Regions from separate parts of the Homo sapiens genome. Here all the other regions are linked to region 3. The links are chromatin loops, found by intact Hi-C in ENCODE. Cell type or tissue: PC-9. All regions are shown on one strand.

What was found. Peaks named below come from ENCODE experiments on the same cell type or tissue, not always from the same donor. Only the 100,000 strongest peaks of a DNase experiment are listed, where the experiment ranks them.
Region 1: a loop joins it to region 3, with 10 times the contacts of the local background. A loop is called at or near these places in 6 of 110 quality-filtered maps.
Region 2: a loop joins it to region 3, with 19 times the contacts of the local background. A loop is called at or near these places in 4 of 110 quality-filtered maps.
Region 4: it touches region 3 in a loop (19-fold over the local background); 2 of 110 quality-filtered maps call a loop at or near these places.
Region 5: it touches region 3 in a loop (18-fold over the local background); 4 of 110 quality-filtered maps call a loop at or near these places.

Annotation. Positions count from the first base shown.
Region 1 is chr17:41,046,616-41,051,615 of GRCh38, forward strand. KRTAP2-1 (keratin associated protein 2-1) reads right to left here and starts at 701. Exons shown (of 1, transcript NM_001123387.1): 1 at 1-701. The coding sequence starts at 652. The coding sequence ends at 266. In PC-9, no CTCF peak of the experiment used is centred here; DNase peaks (open chromatin) are centred at 2,076 and 2,676; H3K4me3 peaks cover 708 bases; H3K27ac peaks cover 3,002 bases.
Region 2 is chr17:41,137,837-41,142,836 of GRCh38, forward strand. KRTAP4-6 (keratin associated protein 4-6) reads right to left here and starts at 2,708. Exons shown (of 1, transcript NM_030976.2): 1 at 1,597-2,708. The coding sequence starts at 2,651. The coding sequence ends at 2,034. RefSeq lists an enhancer at 1,840-2,352. In PC-9, no CTCF peak of the experiment used is centred here; a DNase peak (open chromatin) is centred at 3,115; H3K27ac peaks cover 2,438 bases.
Region 3 is chr17:40,912,475-40,917,474 of GRCh38, forward strand. All of the region lies in intron 1 of LOC105371777 (a long non-coding RNA gene), which reads left to right. Among named protein-coding and RNA genes, the nearest start is that of KRT23, 23 kb to the right of the region's middle. In PC-9, no CTCF peak of the experiment used is centred here; DNase peaks (open chromatin) are centred at 2,897 and 3,407; H3K27ac peaks cover 4,766 bases.
Region 4 is chr17:41,097,584-41,102,583 of GRCh38, forward strand. It overlaps KRTAP4-8 (keratin associated protein 4-8), which reads right to left and starts at 559. Exons shown (of 1, transcript NM_031960.3): 1 at 1-559. The coding sequence starts at 501. It overlaps KRTAP4-16 (keratin associated protein 4-16), which reads right to left and starts at 4,626. Exons shown (of 1, transcript NM_001396067.1): 1 at 3,919-4,626. The coding sequence starts at 4,626. The coding sequence ends at 3,919. In PC-9, no CTCF peak of the experiment used is centred here; a DNase peak (open chromatin) is centred at 2,302; H3K27ac peaks cover 1,838 bases.
Region 5 is chr17:41,129,116-41,134,115 of GRCh38, forward strand. No RefSeq gene overlaps it. Among named protein-coding and RNA genes, the nearest start is that of KRTAP4-12, 7.4 kb to the left of the region's middle. In PC-9, no CTCF peak of the experiment used is centred here; a DNase peak (open chromatin) is centred at 3,096; H3K27ac peaks cover 3,097 bases.

The sequences.
Region 1 (5,000 bases), 130 kb after region 3:
TCTTTTACAGACTTCAGAATGGCCCAGGTCTTAATAGATGAGCCCAGTGCTCGGTTCCCTGCTTGGTTGATGTGGGGTTTTGTGGGCTCAGGGCAGGAGGTTTGTTAAAGTAGAGAAATGGGAGTGTGACTTTTTCAGAAGGTGAGTTACGCGTTCCGGGCAGTCAGTGCACTGCTCAGCAGGAGGAGGTCCTGCAGGTGGTGCTGCAAGGGGTCGGCTGGCCGCAGGGGGACTGCACAGACACAGGCTGGCAGCAGGTGGTGGCTCAGCAGGAGGAGGTCCTGCAGGTGGTGCTGCAAGGGGTCGGCTGGCCGCAGGGGGGCCGGCAGCAGGGGGACTGCACAGACACAGGCTGGCAGCAGGTGGTGGCCCAGCAGCAGGGCCTGCACACCACAGCCGTGCACGACGAGGGGCAGCAGGTGATGGGGCGGCAGCAGCCTTCCTGCAGGGAGCAGGGGTCGCAGCACACCGGGCGGCGGCAGGGCTCGCAGATGGGGCGCGTGCAGCGGGGCACGCAGGTCACGGGGCGGCACACGGTGGTCTGGCAGGTCACGGGGCGGCAGCAGCAGGGGTCGCGGCAGCAGCAGGGCTGGCAGCAGCCTCCCCCGTAGCTCAGGGAGGAGAAGGTGGAGCCGCAGCAGGAGCCGGTCATGGTGGTGTCTGAGGCTGGTGTGGGTTGGGCTGTGGAGAGGAGCTGGATGTTCTCAGGTGTGAATGTCCTCCTCCCCCTCTGGGCCCTTTATATACCCTGGCCGGGTGCAGGTGACCCTTTTCGTTTACCTTTTGGCCAATTAAGTAGAATTTTGTTTTGACTAATGGTTGCTTGTGACACACTCATTATCTCACTAAAGAGCTCTTGTTTTATCTCTAAGTATGGATGTACTCACATTGGGTGAAAATCTAAGAACTCATCGTCATTTGAGGTGATAGTAGCTCTTGATGCTTATTTTGAGTAGATAACACTGGATCAAATCTGGACAAAACGGTCTAAAAAAACTTCAGTTTTTAAAAGAAATTAAAAACATAGAGAAGTACATAGAACATTGAGTAGAGCCTATCCTGACCCCAATAGGGGACTCAAGTCCTTGGAAGCACCTACATGTGAAACGTGAATCACACGAGTGTTAGACAAGCCCTCCCACGTAGTCTGCTTGGGAATACGTTTGATTATCACTTGATATAGTGGGATACATAGGCCTTGAATAGGATAGCAGCTCATAGAGTTGTACAGGACAGACAAAAATTTTTGCAAACCACTAAGTGTTGGAATAAAACCTCCAAGACTGCCTTGCATGTTTTCTTTTCTCTAGTTCAGGTTCTGTGCAACTCTGGTCTTTCTGTCATAAGATGCTGATTTTTATCTCTGAAACATGTCATTTTTTAGCGTTGCCTTTCTTGTGCATGTAATGAAGAATTCTGTAATGGGAAATTTTTCTGAATATACCTTGTTGGCCGGGCGCAGTGGCTCATGCCTGTAATCCCAACACCTGGGGAGGCCAAGGCAGGTGGATCACCTGAGCTCAGGAGTTCAAGACCACCCTGGGCAACATGGTGAAACCTCAACTCTAATAAAATACAAAAAATTAGCTGGGTGTGGTGGCAGTGCCTGTAGTCCCAGCTGTGCCGGAGGCTGGGGAACGAGAATCACTTGAGCCCCAAAGGCGGAGGTTGCAGTGAGCCGAGATCATGCCATTGCACTCCAGCTTGGGCTACAGAGTGAGACTCCATCTCAAAAAAGAAATATGCATATATACTTTGACATAGGTGCTCTGATTAGCAAGTGACAAGAAAGGGGTTTTCAACCAACATTGCACACATATCCAGAACACTGTTCAGGGGTAGACGCATTGGGAGGCTGCCCAGTGTTCTGCTGTGGCACTGCTAAAAGCGTGATGGATGCGCTTCTTCAGGAAGTGTTGCCAGGGGCAGTTCAGGAACTACATGGGGGAAACAGTCCCATTACTTTCCAGCTTTACTCCTCCTGTTAGTCACCAGACAGGGTTTTGAATCACTTCGGGATCATTTTCTTTATTTGAAAGAATGTGCCTTGGGGCCGGACATCTAAAGCTCCCCAAATGGAATTTCAAGCATAATTTCAAAACTTTAAGAGGAATGTAAATTGACTGGACCCGGTAGTCACAATTAGGGAAACAGAAGAGGGAGATATCAGGCACAATCTCATCGCTAGAGACCTTTGACTCTCCTGTTTTACATTCTTTTCTTTGTTTACGGACGTGGGATTTTTGTTTTTCAAAGTGGTAACCAGAGGTAACTAGGTAAAAAGTTGTATATTCTGCTCTTTTCGAGACATATTATCTCATAATTTATTTTCATGCTGCTGTGGAGTCTTCATGATAATCACATTTTATGCAATGGGAGCCTCTTTGGAAGACTTAAATCATCACATTAACAAGACTCATTTCTCTACTGCAGAAACTTCAAACCCAAGGTCATTCTAAAGAGATCTGTCTCTCCCCTTTATAAAGATCTGTCTCTCCCCTTTATAAGGATCTGTCTCCCCTTTATAAAGGTCCAAAAAGATAATCTGTGCATCACTCAGTAACCTTTCTAGTGTTTATTCACTCTAAGACACTTATCCACACCCCATAGCCAAACTTCGTTTTCAGGCAGAGAAAATATGGGTCATGCTTCAGTTATTCATGCCTCAGAGTTGTAAGAGCACAGACAGCTCTGCGGTTTGACACTTGGTGGCAAGTCACATCCTATTTTCTGACCCCACTTATTCTGAAACTGGACAATGCTCATTTAAAGCTCTGCCACTTACTGGCTGTGTGTCCTTGGGCCATAATAATAGTTCATATCAGAATTGTAAGGATTACATGAGCTAATATTTGTCAAGTGCTAAGAACAAACAATGTCTGGCACTTAGTGTCTTGTATTTGTTAAATATATATATATATAGTAAATATATATATACACACATATATACACATATATAGTAACATGACCTTTTACTATATATATAGTAAAATATATATAGTATATATGTATATATACATATGTATTACATATATAGTAAAATATGTATAGTATATATGTATACAGTATATATGTATGTATACTATATATGTATATGGTGTTGCGGGAAGTCAGGAACCCCAAACGGAGGGACTGACTGAAGCCATGACAGAAGAACGTGGATTGTGAAGATTTTATGGACATTTATTAGTTCCTCAAATTAATACTTTTGTAATTTCTTATGCCTGTCTTTACTGAAATCTCTAAACATAAATTGTAAAGATTTCATGGACACTTATCACTTCCCCAATCAATACCCTTGTGATTTCCTATGCCTGTCTTTACTTTAATCTCTTAATCCTGTCAGTTGAGGAGGATGTATATCATTCCAGGACCCTGTAATAATTGCATTAACTACAAAAATTGTACAGCATGTCTGTTTGAGCAATATGAAATGTGGGCACCCTGAAAAAAGAACAGAATAACAGCAATTGTTCAGGGAATAAGAGAGATAATCTTAAACTCTGACCGCTGGTGAGCCGGGCAGAACAGAGCCATATTTCTCTTCTTTCAAAAGCAAATGGGAGAAACATCGCTGAATTCTTTTTCTCAGCGTGGAACGTCCCTGAGAAAGAGAATGCGCACCTAGGGGTAGGTCTCTGAACTGGCCCCCCCGGGGTGTACCTGTCTCTTATGGTCGAGATTGCAGAGGTGAAATAAACTCCAGTCTCCCATAGCGCTCCCAGGCTTATTAGGAAGAGGAAATTCCCACCTAATAACTTTTGGTCAGACCGGTTGATCTCAAAACCCTGTCTCCTGATAAGATGTTATCAATGACAGTGGTGCCCAAAACTTCATTAGCAATTTTAATTTCACCTCGGTCCTGTGGTCCTCTGATCTCGCCCTGCCTCCACTTGCCTTGTGATATTGCATTACCCTGTTAAGTACTTGATGTCTGTCACTCACACCTATTCGTATACTCTCTCCCCTTTTGAAACTCCCTAATAAAAACTTGCTGGTTTTTGTGGCTTGTGGGGCATCACGGATCCTACCAAAATGTGATGTCTCCCCCGGACACCCAGCTTTAAAGTTTCTCTCTTTTGTTCTCTGTCCCTTTATTTCTCAAGCCAGCCGATGCTTAGGAAAATAGAAAAGAACATACGTGATTATCGGGGCAGGTTCCCCGATAATATGGTACATATATATTACATATATAGTAAAATATATATAATATATTACATATATAGTAAAATATATATAATATATTATATATATAGTAAAATATATATAATATAATATATATAGTAAAATATATATAATATATTATATATAGTAAAATATATATAATATATTATATATATAGTAAAATATATATAACATATTATATATAGTAAAATATATATAATATATTATATATATAGTAAAATATATATAATATATTATATATAGTAAAATATATATAATATATTATATATAGTAAAATATATATAATATATTATATATAGTAAAATATATATAATATATTATATATAGTAAAATATATAATATATTATATATAGTAAAATATATATAATATATTATATATATATTAAAATATATATAATATATTATATATATAGTAAAATATATAATATATTATATATAGTAAAATATATAATATATTATATATAGTAAAATATATATAATATATTATATATAGTAAATATATAATATATTATGTATAGTAAAATATATATAATATATTATATATAGTAAATATATAATATATTATATATAGTAAAATATATATAATATATTATATATAGTAAAATATATAATATAATATATTATATATTTATATATACAGATATACTAGATATATTTTACTATATATAGTATATATGTATATATACAAATATGTATATATATTTTACTATATGTATTTTACATATACTATATATATTTACTATATGTATACCATATGTATATATAGCAAAAGGTCATGTTACATTGGTACTTTCTAAATTCTAAACTTTAAGTTT
Region 2 (5,000 bases), 230 kb after region 3:
TCATTCCTACTGAGAGGTTGAATCTTCTATCAGTTACTTTGTCACAACTGGAAGTGGAATTCTGTTTTTTAATTTTTTTAATTATACTTTATGTTCTAGGGTACATGTGCACAACGTGCAAGCTTGTTACATAGGTATACATGTGCCATGTTGGTTTGCTGCACCCATCAACTCATCATTTACATTAGGTATTTCTCCTAATACTATCTCTCCCCCAGCCCCCCACCCCCCAACAGGCCCTGGTGTGTGATGTTCCCCACCCTGTGTGTGATGTTCCCTGCCCTGTGTCCAAGTGTTCTCATTGTTCAATTCCTACCTGTGAGTGTCCTTTACTTTTTCAAGTGACCACTCTTTCCTTCATCGGGATTTTGGACCTTGCACTCTGCTAGTTGTTGTCTTACTTCTCTGGTGATTCCTTTCCAGTCTCCTGTGGTTTCTGTTGCTTTGTTTTCAACTTACAAGTGATGGAGTGTCCCACAGCTCAGGGCATAGATGTCTTATTCTCAGACACTTATTCCCTATGACCAGGAAGCCACATTCAGTCCCACGGCATTCAAAGTCCCATTTCATATGCTGAGACCAACTGGAGGTTCATTTAATTTTCACCTACTTTCTCTGACCCATTAGGAGTTGTGTGCTGTAAGTGGTGTGAAGGAATAATGCCCCTACACAGTCTAAATTATTGTTCGTTCATGTAGTAGAACCTATGGAAGTTAAAGATTCATGATTCAATACCACTACATTATTTACTGGACCTTTAACTCCTAGAATATGTATTTAGTACAGAACTTTCTAAATGTTTCTCCTGCTTTTACTAGCTTGAATTGACATAAAATTTATTTTCACCATTTTCCCCCTAGGATGGAGTTTATAGGCCATATTCTGGGTTTAACTAAGAACCAAACTATTCCGTTAGTTGGTTTCTTCTAAGTCCCCATATTTCTCTATGAAAATTCATTTTTGTAGAATTTATTGACCAAGACCATGTGCCCCAAGACCATGCTATTAAATACACACCACAGAAAAGTCATTAAGGTAGGAAAAATACTAAAATTTGAGTATTTTACATTTTCTGCAATTCCCCAACTTCTCAGAAGATTGATTTTCCCTAAAGGTAATTATTTTGTTGTTAATGGATGGAGATGAAATTAAAGCAGCTGAGAGTGTGATAAATTGAATTACACGAGAGATGGATAAACCTTAAAGAGTAGCCTCTGGTTTTACAAGAATGGGATAAAAGAGATAAGGGCAGAACAAGATGACAGGATCGGGGGCCATGGGTGGAGGAGGGAAACGGAAAAATAAAGCAAATAAGAGAGGAGTGAGATTGTAGGGAAAGATACACTTTCAAAAATATTTAAGAAAATTTAGCTGTGGGATATAACCCTTCTCCATATTCATAAAAAAACTTAACTTAAAATCTTTATTTTTTTCAATACTTTTGGAAACATCCATGTATTGCCTTTTTTTTAGGTCATTACATGTTGCAATTTTCTTGAAGGTGAGAGCAAGAATAGGATTCGTTCAGTTGTGTTTTGGGTGGAATTTCTCAGGAACTAAGGACAATCATTACAAAGCAACACAAAAAGAACATTGTATTTCTATGCGACAAAAGTGGAGTTTTATTCAGAAGCAGCAAAAATAAGATACAGAAACATTGCTGTAAAAGGAAATACAGGGTGAAACAATCAGACTTTCAAATCTGAGAGTGAGACAACCTTGCCCCGAGTTACCCTGCAAGAATTTCCATGTTTGGGACAGAAGAACTTGGTATCCATAAATACAAATATAAGGTATAAAATTTGGTAAATTCTATTAATTTCTTTCTGTAAATAATATCTAATTTCACACTTGGGTCAACATGGGGAACATATATTCTAGATGTATAGCCAGGACATATATCCTAGATATATGTCCAGGATATGGAAACACAGTTGGTGGGAATGGCCTCTTCTGAGTTGTTTATGAGATGCACAAGGTCTGCTTCTGTGAGGAGTGAGCTGAAGGGGAGGAGATAGTTTCAGGCAAGGAGCTCAGCAGCAAGAGGAGGCACAGCACAAGGGACGGGGGCAGGTGGAAATGACACAGGTTGGGCGATAGCAAGTGGTGTGGCAGGAGACTCGGCCACAGACTGGACGCAGGCAGCAGCAGGGGCGGCAGCAGCACGGGCGGCAGCAGCTGGATTCACAGCAAGAGGGGCGGCAGCAGCTGGAGATGCAGCAGCTGGGACGGCAGCAGGTTGGCTGGCAGCACACAGACTGGCAGCACTGGGACCTGCAGCACCTGGACACACAGCAGCTGGGGCGACAGCAGCTGGAGATGCTGCAGCTGGGACGGCAGCAAGTGGGCTGGCAGCACACAGACTGGCAGCACTGGGGTCTGCAGCAGCTGGATACACAGCAGCTAGGGCGGCAGCAGGTGGTCCTGCAGCAGGTGGTCTGACAGCAGCTGGGACAGCAGCTGGGACGGCAGCAGGTGGGCTGGCAGCACACAGACTGGCAGCACTGGGGTCTGCAGCAGCTGGACACACAGCAGCTGGGGCGGCAGCAGGTGGTCCTGCAGCAGGTGGTCTGACAGCAGCTGGGGCGGCAGCAGGTCTCCAGGCCACAGCCCTGGTCAGAGCAGACGGAACCACAACAGGAGCTGACCATGGTGTCAGAGGGTAAAGGTTCTGGGTGGGTTTCCAAGAGAGTGAGTTTCGTGAGTTTGGGAGTCTCCTTGCTGCATGTCCCCTTTTATACCCAGCTGAGGAGCCTTTGTGATTATGAGAAGATTGTTTCCTTGTTTTTGTTTATATGACACAAATGCAATTACTAAATTATATTGTGTTTTTCTAGTAAAAAATCCCAATATATAGAAAATGATTATTTCCCTTTTCTCACCCTGGTGTTCCCACATGAGTCACCTCTTGTTTTCCTTTCCTTGGTTTCAGTGTCACATGACTTCAGTCTCTGGGTATCATGTGACATGGGAGGGCCACTGTCACTTGTCTGTTTCTCATCATGATATCGTTTTGGGAGAGCTTCTGATTGGGCTAAGATCTCTAGTGGAGAAATGCATGTGTCAATCAGCTGGAATGCTGACAGGAAAAAAAGAAAATATGCTCCTGTTTTTGAGTGTGAGAAATAAGGAAGCTTATGATTCATTGTATGTATTCTGGGTGGCCATTGAGCTAACTAAATTCCTAGGTCATTGCAAGCTGTGTTAATTCTCATCACTCTGGTGCACCTTGAAACAGTTAGTAGTGACTCACTGTTTCTAAGGAACAAAGCATCATCTGGGCTTGAGCTGCGTCTGTCTTCAAAAGTGTCCTACAGGCTGAAGTAGAGTAATGTGGATCATAGTTTTTGATCTGCCTTTTGAAATATCAAATGTGTAATGGTTATGCTTTATTGACATTTTGTTAAAATCTTTTTCATACATTTTGAGCTAAAACATCTAGCAGGGTTTTTTTTTAGTATCACTTATTTCTAAGATTTTTTAAGAAGCATTGAGAGGAATATAAAAGATATATTCTTTAACTTACAGGTACTTATGTAACTGTGGACCTCAATTTTAAAAATCACCCACTTTCTCTTCCTTTCCTCCCCTCTCACCTCTTCATTCCTTCCCTCTGCACACTCCCTTCTGGCAATACTATCTAATATCTTATCTAATTATATTCTTGCTTAAGAAATTCCAGAGGCTAATCTTGAAACAAACCAGGCACAGAGCCCTGAGGAATCCTCTCACTTAGGGGGAATCTTGAACAATTAATCCACCACCATTGGGCTGAAGTCAAAATAATGCCTCCCAAACCTCTGGACACCCAAGATAGCCATTGGAACAAGACATGCAGACTCAGCACCCTGCACCACCCCTGCATGTCTCCCATGCCAAGTTTCCCTTTCAAAACCCTATGGCAAATTTTAAAATTTAAGATGGCACTTTAGAATGCTAGTTCACTAGCTAAAGGATGTCAGTGAGATATATCTTGGGGTGAAATGTTTTTATTTCCTTCACTTAGCATTCTTCTAGTTATTCATTACCAGTTAGTTCAAATGCCATTTTTCTCCAATATCTTTCTTGGCCTCACACAAAGCAAGGTTATCCTCTGGTTTACTGGCTCTCCAACTAGAACTAACTTTCCTTTCACCAGCCCTTGCCTCTTATGTGTTGGCTTTCCAGCAGCAAGCAGCTGAACCTGGGTCCAGTTACATTTACACAGAAATTGCATTCATAACAAGTTTTTATTTTATTTATTTATGTATTTATTTTTTGAGATGGAGTTTCACTCTTATTGCCCAGGCTGGAGTGCAGTGGCACCATCTCAGCTCACTGCAACCTCTGCTTTCCAGGTTCAAGTAATTCTTCCGCCTCAGCCTCCCAAGTAGCTGGGATTACAGCCATGTGTCACCACGCCCGTCTAATTTTGTATTTTTAGTAGAGATGGGGTTTCACCATGTTGTCCAGGCTGATTTCAAACTCCTGACCTCAGGTGATCCACCCACCTTGGCCTCCCAAAGTGCTGGGATTATAGGAGAGAGCCACTGTGCCCGGCCCATAAAGAGTTTTTAAATAAAATCCTCACATGATCATGGTTCTAAATAAAGGGTCTTCTTTAGTGCCGTGGACATTCAGGGAAAAGCAATTATTCAAGGAAAGAACAAATTACCTTCACAATATTTTCTCTTCCTGGGAATGAAGGGATGTCTCTTGTGAACTTATGTGGGGCCTGAGGAACCTGGAGATCTCTGCCCTAGTGGAGTTTGTATTCTAGAAGGAGCTGATAGACACATGAATTTCCAATGGAGAATGAGATGATAGAGCCCATGTGTAAATAAGGCACCACAGAAGTGCAATGGAGGAAGGATTTTCCTCACTGAAAAATCACTGACTTGAGGCGGATTGATTAGTAGGAGAAAAGGCATACACATTTATCTAACAAGTATACCCAAGAGCCTTCAGAATGAAAACTCAACCCCTCAATAAGGTACAGAAGCTTATACAACATCTTGAGG
Region 3 (5,000 bases):
AACTATAAATACGTAAATTAGATATTCCCTGGTTTCCCCAAACACTGGTAGTAGTGAATTTTCTTGGAATGCCCTTCTTTGGTCTGCTGGCTGATTATTATTTTCAGACGACACTAATGACGGCCCAGGTGTGATGTCTACAAAGCCCCACATTAAGGCGCTTGCGTAGCAAACCTGCCATTCAGGTAATGACGGCCGCCCTCTGGAAAAACAAGCTGAGACCATACCGGGGAAGGCCTTGGATACTTGAGAAGGGTGTGAGGCCAGTCACAGGAGTTGACTCGGTGGAACGGGGCATAAGAGTTACGGGTGGCTTTATGAAGCTTTTGTTGAGTGTGGGAGGGTGGAAAGAGCTTTACTGAAGAGACATGTTTTCTGTTTCCCAGTTCAAATCAATTTCCTTATCATGATACAAGCAAGGGTAATAATTATTAGGATTATTTACCATGATTATGGGTGACAGGAATTGCAGTTGGGCAAAGGGACTCTTTTGTATATTGTAATTTCCTTCCCTAAAGTTCTAGCTTCCTTATTTTGTCTTCCTAATAGTGACTCACACCGCAGTAGGCAGGAAGCAGGTATTTAATGACCACTTCTTCACTGGTTCTTTATTCCAACTCCATTCATTCCAATACAAATTTCTTGAAAACAAAGAATAATGACATCCATAACACAAATGAAAGCAGCCTGTCTAAGCTGATTTAATTTAGTATGGAATAGGACGCAATTTCACAGTTAGAGTTATTGTTGTTTATTTTTTTTTATTATTTTTTTTTTTTCAGATGGAGTCTCTCTCTGTCGCCCAGGCTGGAGTGCAGTGGCGCAATCTCGGCTCACTGCAAGCTCCGCCTCCCGGGTTCACGCCACTCTCCTGCCTCAGCCTCCCGAATAGCTGGGACTACAGGCACCCGCCACCATGCCTGGCTAATTTTTTGTATTTTTAGTAGAGACGGGGTTTCACCGGGTTAGCCTGGATGGTCTCCATCTCCTGACCTCGTGATCCACCCGCCTCGGCCTCCCAAAGTGCTGGGATTACAGGCATGAGCCACTGCGTCTGGCTGTTGTTTTTATTCTTAAAACTTCAGCCATCATTTGGTTCACTGAAGAAAGAAATGGCCCTTGAAGAGAATTTAGAAAGATTTTTATAAGTGAATACTCACTTATACATAAATATAGACGTATATTTTTTAGTGCTAGTTAGCTAACACAATAGACAATCCTGGACAAGTGTTTTCCATCCTCTCCTGTGAATCTGATTTGTGAACCTCTCATAGCTTTTACTACGCATGGAGTCCAGGAAAAATTTGGGACAAAGTGATCGATCTTAATTTCTAGACTTCATTCTGTCTTCTGTTCTTGGTGAGAACCTAAGAAACATCTTCCTTCCAGGCCTGACTTAGTGCTCTTGCAGGTTTAGCTTGCTTGGAGCAAGACTGTGCTAGTGGGATTCTAACGATGCCACCTTTCCTGCTGTGTTGTTTATCCTGTTCAGTTGATAGAGGACCTATTGAGACTGGTTTATAGACACGACACTCACTGTGGGGAATGCATCGAATTGCTAATTGATCAAAATCACCCATAATCTTGCGACTCGTGGATCAGCAGCCTTAGCATCCTCTGGGAGCTTGTTAGATGTCCAAAATCTTGGGCCTCAACCCAGAACAATTAGATCAGAATCTGCATTTTAACAAGATCCCCATATGATAAGTATGCACATTAAGATTTCGGAAGCACTGACATATAAGGCTTGGGACTGGGTGGTGACCTGAAACTACTGCTTCCTAGGGTGCTGGGGATGATACATGAACATTTTCACAATATTTTTTTTGTGATGAATCTCTGGATAAAATATTCTCAGCTGATGACTGTTGATGGTATTGGGTGTATCTGTGGCCTGTCCATTATTACTACCCTGTCTTTGTCTTTCTTGTCCTATCATATTCTGTGAGTGTGTGGGGAAAGAAAATTTTGATAGAAAACAGGAGTGAGTGTGGAGTCTAACTGGACAGGTTGGGGTCTGAGGTCCTCCAGGTTTGGAACTTGCTAAACTCTCTCAGGGAAGCAATCATCGTCCCTGATGCTGATTCGTTTTAGGCTAAAACAAGTTAAGAACACACCTCTGTATGAAAGCAGTGGATGCTTTGAGGTTTGATTAATGAGAAGGTAGCTTTTGGTTATAAAAACCTGTCCTCTGGTCCTGAGTGTCTATTTCTGACTCATGGATCTTGTCAGAACAAGATCCAGGTAAATGATGTCAAACTACCAATTGCCTCTGAAAAATATGAGTTCTGATTTTCAAATAGAAAATCCAGATTTCTCATACCTGGGCTCTTACCTTAGATAAAAGCCATCAGCAAGGGCTCATCAAAATGTGTTGCCCATATTCAGATTTTACATAACTCTCTAGCAAGCACTTTTGACTTGTGTGGCACAAAGAGTAAATATACTGGGTACAAATTCTGTTTCCACCATTTTATAGCTGTATGACCACAGGCAAGTTAATGCAGTCCATTTGAGCCTCAGTTTCCCCAATCATAAAATAAAGATAATGATATGCCACAAGGTTTTGATAAATGTTAAATGAGATTGTGAATGTAAAGCTCAGTCAAGGATAGTTGTTATTTAAAAAACTTCTGGTACATGTGTGTGTATGTCAATGCATACATGCTATGCTGCGTATGCATACCATGGAATTAGCAAAAATTGACTTGTAGTTTCTATTAGATGACTCATAATTTTATTAGATGAATTCCCATTTAAATTTCAATGGGAAGTTTGGGTGAGTAGGACAACCCATGTACTGAAATAGTTACACACACACACAAAGTTCAAGGTAAAACTTCTGAGTATGATTAGATCATCAGATCGTTAGGTATGTGAGAAGCACTGTCTTTTCCTTTTTGCATGATCTCACCTCCAGTATATTTTAGAAACTCTCTAACTCTCTTCAGAGAGATGGTGACACGTAGATGTTGTAATAGAATAGATGAGATGGGAATGAGTCACACATGGGAATGAAAGTAGGCCTATAGTCATTCGGAAAACCAATGTTGTTACCATAGGGAAATAACCAACAAAATACTTCAGGTGATATGTAAACACCAAAAATCTGAAAAGTATTTATTGATTAAAAGCTGTAGAAAAGTATAGCATTTAGAGTATAGCATTGTGAATAATCATGGCTAGAATAAATGAATTATACTCTTAATGACTTTTAAATATTATGACTAGAAGCTACGTAATAATTATGATCACCTTAATTTGTAAATGACTTATAGTTTCTTGGTGAGGGAGAACATTGCTTAACTATGTTGAAAAGAGATCTCCTTTCAGTGAAACTGTTGGTTTGTGTGGTATTGGAGGCATAAATATTTGTAGAGAAATTGTTAATGTCCCTGGAATGAGGAACTAAAAGAGAGTCAAAAGGAATTGAAACTCAACGAGAAGAAAAAGAATTTCCTTGGGCATCCCAGCATGCTTAAGTGAGGAGCAGGGGATGCCCTGACTTCAGGTTGGAGCTACACTGCTTGGTCCCACTTGGGAAGGAGCAGAGAGGAGAGCTGTGAACATCATGTGCAATGGCTTTACTCTTTACCATCTCTGAAGAGGGTAGACCTTTGCTTTTCTCTTGAAAGTTTTGATGTCATCTATTGTTATTAGACCAGGACTTTCATTAGAGGTCCATGTCAGTGTTAAAATGACTAGTATGCTGGTCAAAAGTTTGGTGGGATGCAAATGAACTAGTTCGCCTTAAATCAGCTATTGTCACTGAGCAAATAACAGAGTCTTCTGTTTAAAATACTCTGTTTCACTTGCCTATTGCGGCATGAAAAATGACCCCAAAACTCACTGGCTTAAAACAACCACCATTGTATTTGTTCACAATTATTTTGTGGGACAGAATTTTGGATTCAGAATAGCAGGGATGGCCTGTCTCTGCTCTGTGATGCCTGGGGGCAGTGGCATTGTCTTGAATGGCTGGAAACTGGCTGGAATGGCTTGACTCAGTCATATGCCTGGAGCCTCAGTTACAGCTGTTGCCTGGAGCTTCAGTTATGGCTGTTGCCTGGATTCCTCAGCTTTCCTTGGTGTGGGCTCTCCAAGAGGCTAGCTTAGACTTCCTCACAGTATGGTGTCTCAGGGTAATTGAACTTCTCACATGGTAGCTGGCTGCCTATAGGGCATTCCAAGAGAATAACTCCCAATGTGAAAGCATTTAGTAAGCCTCTGCTTGTGTCAAGCTTGTTGATGTTCCATTGGCCAAATCAAGTCTCATGACCAAGCCCAGCGTCAATGTGGGAGGCAGTAGAGAAAGGCCTGACTGCTGGAGGCATGGATGCATTGGGGCCACCAATATGTACAGCATACCCAGAAAATAAAACCATTATTTAAATGAGAAATTTAAATGCACATTTATAAATTTTTAAATTTACCATTATAAATAATGATATTATTTACTATCTGTTTTCTGTTGTGCAAGACCAAATAGGTATATGTGAAACTATGGTACAAATTGCTTCATGTCCATGAAGGGTATGCTTAGAAATATGTTATTTTATCCCAAAGAAATGGCACGCTATATTATTTCACACAAAGTAAACTATTCAAAATCTCTAAGCTAGGCCGAGTGTGGTGGCTCATGCCTGTAATCCCAGCACTTTGGGAAGCCAAGGTGGGTGGGTCACTTGAGCCCAGGAGTTCAAGACCAGCCTAGGCAACATGGCGAAACCCTGTCTCTACAAAAAATACAAAAATTAGCCAGGCATGATGGTGTGTGTCTGTAGTCATAGCTACTTGGGAGGGTGAGGTGGGAAGATGGCTTGAGCCTGCAAGGTTGAGGCTGCAGTGAGCTGAGATCATGCCCCTGCCCTCCAGCCTGGGTGACAGAATGAGGGAGGCCCTGTTTAAAAAAAAAAAAAAAAAAAAGGAAAAGGAGAAGAAGAAGTCTCTTCTTAGCACTAAATATCTAAATGTAGTCTGTGTTAAGTAACCCACTTACA
Region 4 (5,000 bases), 190 kb after region 3:
TGGGCGATAGCAAGTGGTGTGGCAGGAGACTCGGCCACAGACTGGACGCAGGCAGCAGCAGGGGCGGCAGCAGCTGGATTCACAGCAAGAGGGGCGGCAGCAGCTGGAGATGCTGCAGCTGGGGCGGCAGCAGTTGGGCTGGCAGCACACAGACTGGCAGCACTGGGGCTTGCAGCAGCTGGACACACAGCAGCTGGGGCGGCAGCAGCTGGAGATGCAGCAGCTAGGGTGGCAGCAGGTGGGCTGGCAGCACACAGACTGGCAGCACTGGGGCTTGCAGCAGCTGGACACACAGCAGCTGGGGCGACAGCAGGTGGGCTGGCAGCACACAGACTGGCAGCACTGGGGTCTGCAGCAGCAGGACACACTGTAGCTGGGGCGGTAGCAGGTGGTCCTGCAGCAGGTGGTCTGACAGCAGCTGGGGCAGCAGCAGGTCTCCTGGCAGAGGTCTTGGCCACAGCCTTGGTCAGAGCACACGGAGCCACAACAGGAGTTGACCATGGTGTCAGAGGGTGAAGGATCTATTTGGGTTTCCAAGAGAGTAAAGTTCTTGAGTTTGGAAGTTTCCTGGGTCCATAGCCCCTTTATACCCGCCTGAAGGCCCGTTGTCACCACGTCATTATTTCCTTGTTATTATTTACCTACTGAAAAAATTAATCATGTAATTACATCATTGTGTGTTTCTAGTTAAATACTCCAAAACAGAGAAAATAACTCATTTCCTTTTCCTGCTGTGCTCCTGTGTTTCCATTGGAAATGCTTGTCATATTTCTTCCTTGGTGGGGGTCACCTTTGTCCCTGGTCTATGCAGTGTCTTTTACAAAGCACTGGTCACAGGACTCTCTGACATTTTGTTTTTAAATATGACTCTCCCTCCTACCTGTAGATTGCTGTCTGCAAATAATGGGGGACGATTTTTATAATGTGAATGTATCTTTCATTGTCAAAGAACGTCCTGGTCAGGTGAAATGTTGGGAAGGAATTAGAAGGAAGGACTCATTTGTGGAAGGATCTCCCATCTGTAATGAGGATGACTCTGATCCCGTGTGTGCATCTCGGATGGTCGGGCAGATGGTCAGATCCCAACAAGTTCTAAACTCTTTGTCAGATCTTATTCCACAGCCTCCAGCAAAAGTACTTACCCATGACTCACTGCCTTTAAAGGGTAAAAACACATTTTGCTGTATTTCTTACAGTATAGGCATTAAGAGTAGGAAGTTTTGATTTATCTTTTTTTTTTTTTTTTTTTCTGACGGAGTCTCCCTCTGTCACCAGGCTGGAGTACAGTGGCATGATCTCGGCTCACTGCAACTTCCACCTCCTGGGTTCAAGCAGTTCCTTTTCCTCAGCCTTCCGAGTAGCTGGGACTACAGGTGTGTGCCACCACACCCAGCTTACTTTTGTATTTTTAGTAGAGACAGGGTTTCACCATGTTGGCCAAGATGGTATTGATCTCTTGACCTCATGATCCACCCGCCTTTGCTTCCCAAAGTGTTGGGATTGCAGGCGTGAGCCCCCAACACCCAGCCTGATTAATCTTTGATCATCAAAATTGCGTGATGCATTTTTCATTTACAAAAGCATTTGTTATATATGAAGAATATTTAGAATTATTAAGCCTTCAATAACATGCATCCAAGATGTTCTATTGGGTACTCTGGGTGTAGAACAGATAAACCCTCATCTTTTTCTTGCAGGTACTTGCATAAGACACATGGATAGGAAACAGTTTGGCAGAAATGAAAAGAATTACAATTATTTTCATTAAACAACTAAAATAAAAAATGTATAATATGTGGATAAGTTCCATACACCCTCATGGTATGTATATTACTTGTGAAGTATTGACTATGTAGCAGGCATTGTACCAAATATCTTACATTTGTTTCATTTTCACACTTTAATACAACCTTATGAACTAGTTTATATTCTTATTAGTCTTTTAGGGGAATACTCAAAAGAAGCATTAAAAACTTAAAACAAACAAACAACTTGTCCAAGGTTAAAGAGAAAGTAAGCCTAATATGTCTTAGTGTAGCCAAGAAAGCCCTAAAGAATACAATTTGCTAAGCTTGCTGAAACTGCTTCATCTTCTTGGAATGTTTCATCTTTTTTTGTCCACTCTGCAAACTCCTACTCATGTGTCAAGACCCAGTTAAAATATTTCCTCCTCAATAATATCTTTCCTGCTAAGCTACCCCATTCATGTATCATGATTTCCTGCCTTGTGCTCATAATTTGTTACATTCTCCTGTATCATAGTCATTTACTTCTGTCATTCCACCACGTGCAATGCAAATACCCTGAAGGCATGGGCTATGGCATTTATTCTTGTTACCATGATACTCAGCACAGAGAACACTGGTGGTAAATGTTTGTTGAGTGAAGGAAGGCTTTTGATGACATAGAGGCATGTAAGGTCCTTTAAAAATGTATATATCTTTTGACTTCTGGATAAAAGAGAGGAAAACATTCCAAACAAAGAGATCATAATTTCATTTCAGGAAGACTAAACTAATTTACGTGGTAGGTAACATGTCATCTGATAAATAACATATGTGGAAAGTTGTGGAAGTTAAGATTCAATTTATAGAATGAGACTTGTTTATAGATAACCAGGAATACAGTGTTGAACGTGCATGCCTATATTCACACAGTAAAAAGACAGGAAGGAAGTAAACGCCAGATGGTAGCACTGGTTCTCCTTCACCTCCTGACTCCCTCGTTTTACTCTTGTCGATTGAAATAACTATTATTTCCAGTTTCGTATCAGTCAGCCAAAAATGTTTGTTGATCATCTGTTGTCTTAACTTAAATTCTACCCAATGCAAACCTTGAGAAAAATACCTGGGTGCACATAATTTATTTGGGGGATGATCCCAGGAAGCACAAGTGAGGAAATGGCGAAAGTAAGACAGAAAAGGTAGAAAATCCCAACAGTGTTTGTGTTAATGGTAGGACCCCCACTGTGGGCATCTGGGGATGAACCCCGGGGACAGGCCTGAGGCTGGAGGCACTTGGCCACCATGATTGCACACCTACAAAATCCTGGAGAGTCAGCTGGGTATTAGTATGAATCATGAGATCAGATAAAATATGAACTTATACTAATCTATAGACTTTTTATACACTAGCAATAATTGTCTCTAAAATTTAATGGAGAAAAATCACACTGGGGCCTGTCGTGGGGTGGGGGGAGGAGGGAGGGATAGCATTAGGAGAAACACCTAATGTAAATGACGAGTTAATGGGTGCAGCACACCAACATGGCACATGTATACATATGTAACAAACCTGCACATTGTGCACATGTACCCTAGGACTTTAAGAATAATTTTAAAAAAGAACAATGTGCTCACAATTCTCAAGAGTAAATAGAAAAATATGTAAATAAATCTGCCAAGCCTATGTGAAGGAAAGTGTTAATATTTCCTGAAGGACATAAAATAACGTTTGAATAAATGTCAGAACAAGAGATGTGCAACGAAAGCCAAGTTTTCAAATAAATACATACATGTGTTATGCATGCATTTAATGAGGATGTATCTCAATTTGTAACATTAGGTATTGAATGGGATTGGCAAAGACCGTGATGGGAAACTTACCTTTGGTTGCATTCTTTTGTATTGTCTAAATGTTTAAAGAGCATATATTTGTGTATAAATGATATAAAAATCCTTAGAAAATAATAAATTTGATTTATATAAAATTCATAATTTTTTCTACAGATTCTGTTAAGTATGTTTTCTGCTATTATGTTTACATTCTTATTTCTTTCAGGAACTAAAATATTAAAAGTACATTTCAGTCAGTCATTTGAGCTCTCAAATTAGCTATCATGAATTTCAAATTGTTTTGGGGGACAGGCTGGGTTCCCCAGGAAGCAGACACTGAGATGGAGAGCAATATGCAGGAGGTTTATTGAAGCATGCTCTTGGGATTAACACTGGGGAAATGAGGGGAGGGGAGGGGAGGGGAGGGGAGGGGAGGGGAAAGTGAAGGGAGAGAAGGGGAAGGGGAAGGGGAGGGGATTAACACTGGGGAGAGGAGGGGAGGGGAAGGGCGGGGAGGGGAGGGGAGGGCAAGGGAAAGGAAGAAAGGGAGGGGAACGGGTGGGGAAGGGAAGGGGAGGGGAAGGGGAGGGGAGGCACAGCACAAGGGGTGGGGGCAGGTGGAGATGACACAGGTTGGGTGATAGCAAGTGACGTGGCAGGAGACTCGACCACAGACTGGACGCAGGCAGCAGCAGGGGCAGCAGCAGCTCGATTCACAGCAAGAGGGGCAGCAGCTGCTGGAGATGCAGCAGCTGGGGTGGCAGCAGGTGGGCTGGAAGCACACGGAATGGCAGCACTGGGGTCTGCAGCAGCTGGACACACAGCAGCTGGGGTGGCAGCAGGTCGTCCTGCAGCAGGTGGTCTGACAGCAGCTGGGGCGGCAGCAGGTGGGCTGGCAGCACACGGAATGGCAGCACTGGGGTCTGCAGCAGCTGGACACAGAGCAGCTGTGGGAGCAGGAGGTGGTTCTGCAGCAGGTGGTCTGACAACAGCTGGGGTGACAGCAGTTGGGTGGGCTGGCAGCACACAGACTGGAAGCACTGGGGCTGCATGGCATCTTTGAACTGCACATAGTAAAATGCAAGAGGAAAGAAATGATTTAAAGGTGGAATTCATAATTAAAAGGGAAACAGAACATAAAGATGTGGAAAATGTGGAGACTGACCATATAAAGAATGAAAAAGCATGCAAGATTGTGGCCAAGTAATGCTTTGTTACAAGGATTGATATGAATAGAAGGAAGCTAGGTGCTGTTCATCAAATCAGTGGGAGAATGGCTCTGAAGGCATTTCAAAGATCTTTGAAGCTGTCCCTCCCATCACAGGCTCCAAATGAGAGAATCTTAAGGTCAGAAAGGGTTTGGTACTCTCCACATTCTAGCACAGTGCCCCTTTGCTGCTCCAGTTGTGGCTCAAGTGGGTTTAGATGAGACTTGCGCTGCTGCTG
Region 5 (5,000 bases), 220 kb after region 3:
AAGCTCCTAGAACTGATGAAAGAATTCAGCAAAATTTCCAGATATAAGATTAATGTACACAAATCACCAGCTCTTCTATACACCAACAGCGACCAAACGGAGAATCAAATCAAGAACTCAACCCCTTTAACAATAGCTGCAAAAAAAAAAAAAAATACTTAGGAATATACTTAACAAAGGAGACAAAAGACCTTTACAAGGAAAACTACAAAACACTGTTGAAAGAAATCATAGACGATAGAAACAAATGGAAACACATCCAATGCTCATGGATGAGTAGAATCAATATTGTGAAAATGATCATACTGCCAAAAGCAGTCTACAAATTCAATGCCATCCCCATCAAAATACCACCATCATTCTTCACAGAGTTGGAAAAAACAATTCTAAAATTCATATGGGACCAAAAAAGAGCCCACATAACCAAAGCAAGACTAAGCAAAAAGAACAAATCTGGAGGCATCACACTATCTGATTTCAAACTACATTCTAAGGCCATAGTCACCAAAACAGTGTGGTACTGGCATAAAAATAGGCACATGGATCAATGGAACAGAATAGAGAACCCAGAAATAAACTCAAATACTTACAGCCAACTGATCTTCGACAAAGCAAACAAAAACATAAAATAATATTCTTATTAATTTTTCTCCACAGTTTCTCTCATTAATTCCATAGTGGATTAGAGTATTTGATTATTGGCTTGTCTTATTTTTATTCTTATATTAACTGTAGCTTCTGTATGTGAAGTTTTATCTCTATATTTATGTGTTGATTGTAGCCTTTAGCATAATACTTTTTCCTACTTTGTCTTCTGTAATGCTTTTTGTGTAAGTCTAACTTGTGGGATAGAAGAATTGTAGCCCCTGCTTTCTTCCATTTGCATTTTCATATATGTATCTCTGTCTTTACCTTTTCACTTTTAACCTTCTGATGCTTGTTGATTCACTTGTGTCTCTTTATAGACAGCATAATGCTGAGCTTTCCTTTTCATAAGCCAATCTGAAAATCTTTTTTTAAAGTCAGTTGAGCCTATTATATGTATGGATATAATCAATATGCTTAAATTTAATTATGTCATTTTTATTATACTTATATATAATAATGATATATAATAAGTTATCTTCTATATTTGTTAAATATTTCTCTTGCCTGTCTCTTTATCTTTCTATCTCTCTGTCTTTCACTTTTAAAATTCTAATCTTTCACCTTTTAAATTCTCTCTCTTTCTCAGTATGCCTTTTGGTATTTAGGAATGTTTGTATTTTGTACTAACGGTTACCTTTATATACCTCATGAGCTCTATTTTTTAGCTACTGTCAGTTGATTCTCTGCTTACAGAAATATTGAAATTATCTGGTTACCTCTTTATTCCTCACTCCCTGAGCATGAGATTTGAATTCCTGGTTAATATCTATAAGGCAATCAGCAAACTTCTACTTTATATATTTGCTCTCCTTTTCCTTCCTGTTTTGGTAGTTGTGCTGTATCAACATTGTCAGTACATAGCTGTTAGTTATCACACTTCCTCTCTTAGGCTTATCGTTCATTCTGTTCTTAGTTCCAAAGGATATATATCGATCCAGACCTCATGTAGATGTCCTTCCAGTATCTTTAGTCATCTGATTTTATGAAGTTCACTTGTTAATAAATTCTTCAGGATCCACCCATGGTGGAGAATATTCACTGAGTTTTTTCATGTTTATAATAGTTTGTTTGTGGCCTTTATACCTGAAGTTCAGTTTGGCTGAATTTAAAATCTTTGCCTCACATTTTCTTTCCTTGAGCATTACTCTATTATCTTCTGACATTTTCATCAAAATGTGTGAAAACAAGCTCGTTTTATTTCCTTCTGGTTGACATGGACATTTTGCCTGGATGTTCAAATGATTACTTTTCTTTAAATAATTATTATGTTTTTCTTTAAAATTCAAGGCTTTTATAACATTATGTCTCAATTTTGACCATTATGAGCTTATTTTTCCAGAAGGGGTAGCTATACTTATAACAGATAAAACAAACTTAAAATCAACAACAGTAAAAACAGAGAAAGGAGGTCATTATATAATAATAAAGGGATCAATTCAGCAAGAAGATATAACAATTCTAAATATACATATTAGTAAGAGAGTGAGCTTAGTAAATTTGAAAGTCCCTTTGCCACCTGTCCTTTTTTGTGCTCTGCTGAAGCAGCTGTGACCATGTCCGGGATCATTTCCTACTTTATTTTCTTATGGAGATGTTGGGGCTCAGAAAACAAAACCCCAAAATATGATTCTTTGGTACCTTGATTGGGGAATTGTGGGGAACAGCAGCTATAAGCAGAGGTTTTCTCTGAGGTTCCCGTATCTGCCTGAAGACATCCAGGAAAGATATATAACAGGAAAAGAGGCTAAATGTTGACATCACCCCAGAGCGGCTTTGCCTGAAAGACTTTACCTACATAGCAAGACAGCCTTTGTTCACCATACATTTCTTTCCCTCACCTTCCCATAGCTTGTGGACACCTCCCCTAAGAATCCCCAAGACCCTATTCTGATGCTATACAAACTTCAATCATTGGCCCTTCTTCAAGTCTTATAGTTTGTGAGGCTCTGCACATGCATGTAATAAATTTGTATGCCTTTTCTCCTGTTGATCAGTCTGCTGTCACTTTTTTCCAGAGACTCAAATTCTCACATCTAGAGAGTAGAGGGAAGTTTAAAACACACCTATACACTATACACGAAATTAGATCATTACGTTTTTCTGGTTAAATATTTTAAGATGTAGGAAAATATTATTTCCCTTTCCTAGTGTGTTAAGATTTTCCAATCTGGACTTTCTCACAGAATTATCTTGCCTATTTCTTTGTCTACTGTGTCTTCTCAAGATGGCCCATCACATGGATTCAGTCCGGTATGTACCTGTGATCTGTGCATCACGCCATGATCCTGTTTGGGCAAATTGTTCTCATGATGCCAAGATCTCTTTTGATGTCAAAGAGAAGCAGAATTAGAGTAGGGAAATAAAAAGAAACAAGCTCATCTTTCTGAGTTAGTTACCGGTGAGCAATGAGGAAGACATATCCTATTTGTGAGTCATAAATGCTCATTAGATAGTGGACTCTCTAGACTTCTTCAAAGTATGCACCAGGTATCATTTCCTTTATTCAATTTGAAACTGTTAACAATGACTCATTGTTTTAAAATATGAAAAGGCATTTGGAGCTACTCTGAATAAACTTTCACTGGCCTAATATGGGACTTGGGCACCAAAATGAATATTGGCAGTAATAGATTACAACCCATCAAATAAAATTAAGGATTGATGAGTCCATATTGATATGAATTAAATGGAGAAGTTAAAAAAAGGAAGATGAGAAAGTTATCCATGACAGTAGAATGTCAATGAGTAAATGTAGAAGGAATAAAGGAGTTTCAAATCACCATTTACAGCCATTATAATAAAACTTGATCAAGTGAATATCATCAATGAATGCTATAACTATTGGGTGGAAGTTTAATGGGGAGCAGGATATTTGCACACTTCAAAATATTTTCCCAATAACTGTTTATTAATTTCAAAGGGAAAATGTTAACTTTACTGTGAAGAAACTTGAGAACATACCCTTCATCACAGGATCAAAGTTAGCAGCATTAATAATGGTCAAACTAGCATGTGTCTCCTGAAGTCACACACTGAAAGGACACATTACTTATGCAATATTTCTGTTAAAATGCAAAACCTGAATATAAGCATGAGGAAACATCAGATAACCTCAGACTAAGAAATACTCCACATAACGACTGGTCTGCTATCTTCAAAAATATTAGCACCATCTAATATAAAGACAGTCTGAGCAAGTATTTCAGGTCTAAATAAAGTAAGGAGATATGATAGCTAAATGCAATGTATGAACATGGATAAAAATTGCTTTATAGGATATATTGGAAAAATGGCAACATTTGGATATAGCATGTATATTAGGTAATAATATTGCATCAACATTCAGTTTAATTGATATCTTTACTGTGGTTATACATGAAAATGTCCTTAGTCTTAGGACATAAGTCTATCTCTATCCATGTCATCTCTCTAGAGAGAGAGAGAAATCAAATGTGGCCAAATGTTGAATCTAGGTGAAGACTATATGGCATAAGGAATTCTTTACTCTTATAACTATTCTGTAAGTTTGAAATGTTTTCAAAAATGAAAAAAGTTTAAAAATAAAACGAATTAGGATTGAAAAAGTATTTTTTCTTTGGCGTGTTAAAAGAAACATTTAGGCAAATTAAATTTAACAGATTTTAATTCATCAAAGAATAATTCATGAATTGGGAAGCTCCCAGACAAGCACAAGTTCGGAGCAACTCCTTGGCTTCCATTTGGTTAAATAACATTTATGGATAGAAAAAGGAAAGTGATTTGAGTAGTTGCAACTGAGACCATATGATGTTCTACTAAATATCTGAAGATTAAGATGAAGAATTGAGTTATGATCACATACCTCAATTATTAAAAGTAGCCCTAATCTAAAAAAAAGAAAAAAAGAAAAAAAAAAGGAAAAGGAAAGTGATGTACAGAAAACCAAAGTGAGGGACAGAAATAGCTGGGCTCGTTAGAGCTCAACGTTTGCTTTAGTTGAACATGGTTTAAACAGTTGGCCCCTGTGATTGACCAGAACTGGGCTGCCGTGGACTTGGATACTTGTTGGAAAGGTAGGTTACAGTTTGTTTACATATCCAGTTAGGTTACAGTTTACTATGCATGGAGAAACGTTTATGCCAAGCCTAAAATATGTAAAGAGGCAGCTTTAGGCTAAACTTAATTTAACAATTCTTAGTATAATAAGAGTGAGGAGTTTGGGTCTTTTGGAGGAAATGCTGAAGTATATAATAAAATTTACTTCATAGGAGCATCTACTATAAAAACCCTTTAAAAATATTTCTAACACAGGAAATCTTTCATCTCCTTGGGTCTCTGAAAATAAAGAACTTCTGGCAATGTAGCTGACTGAG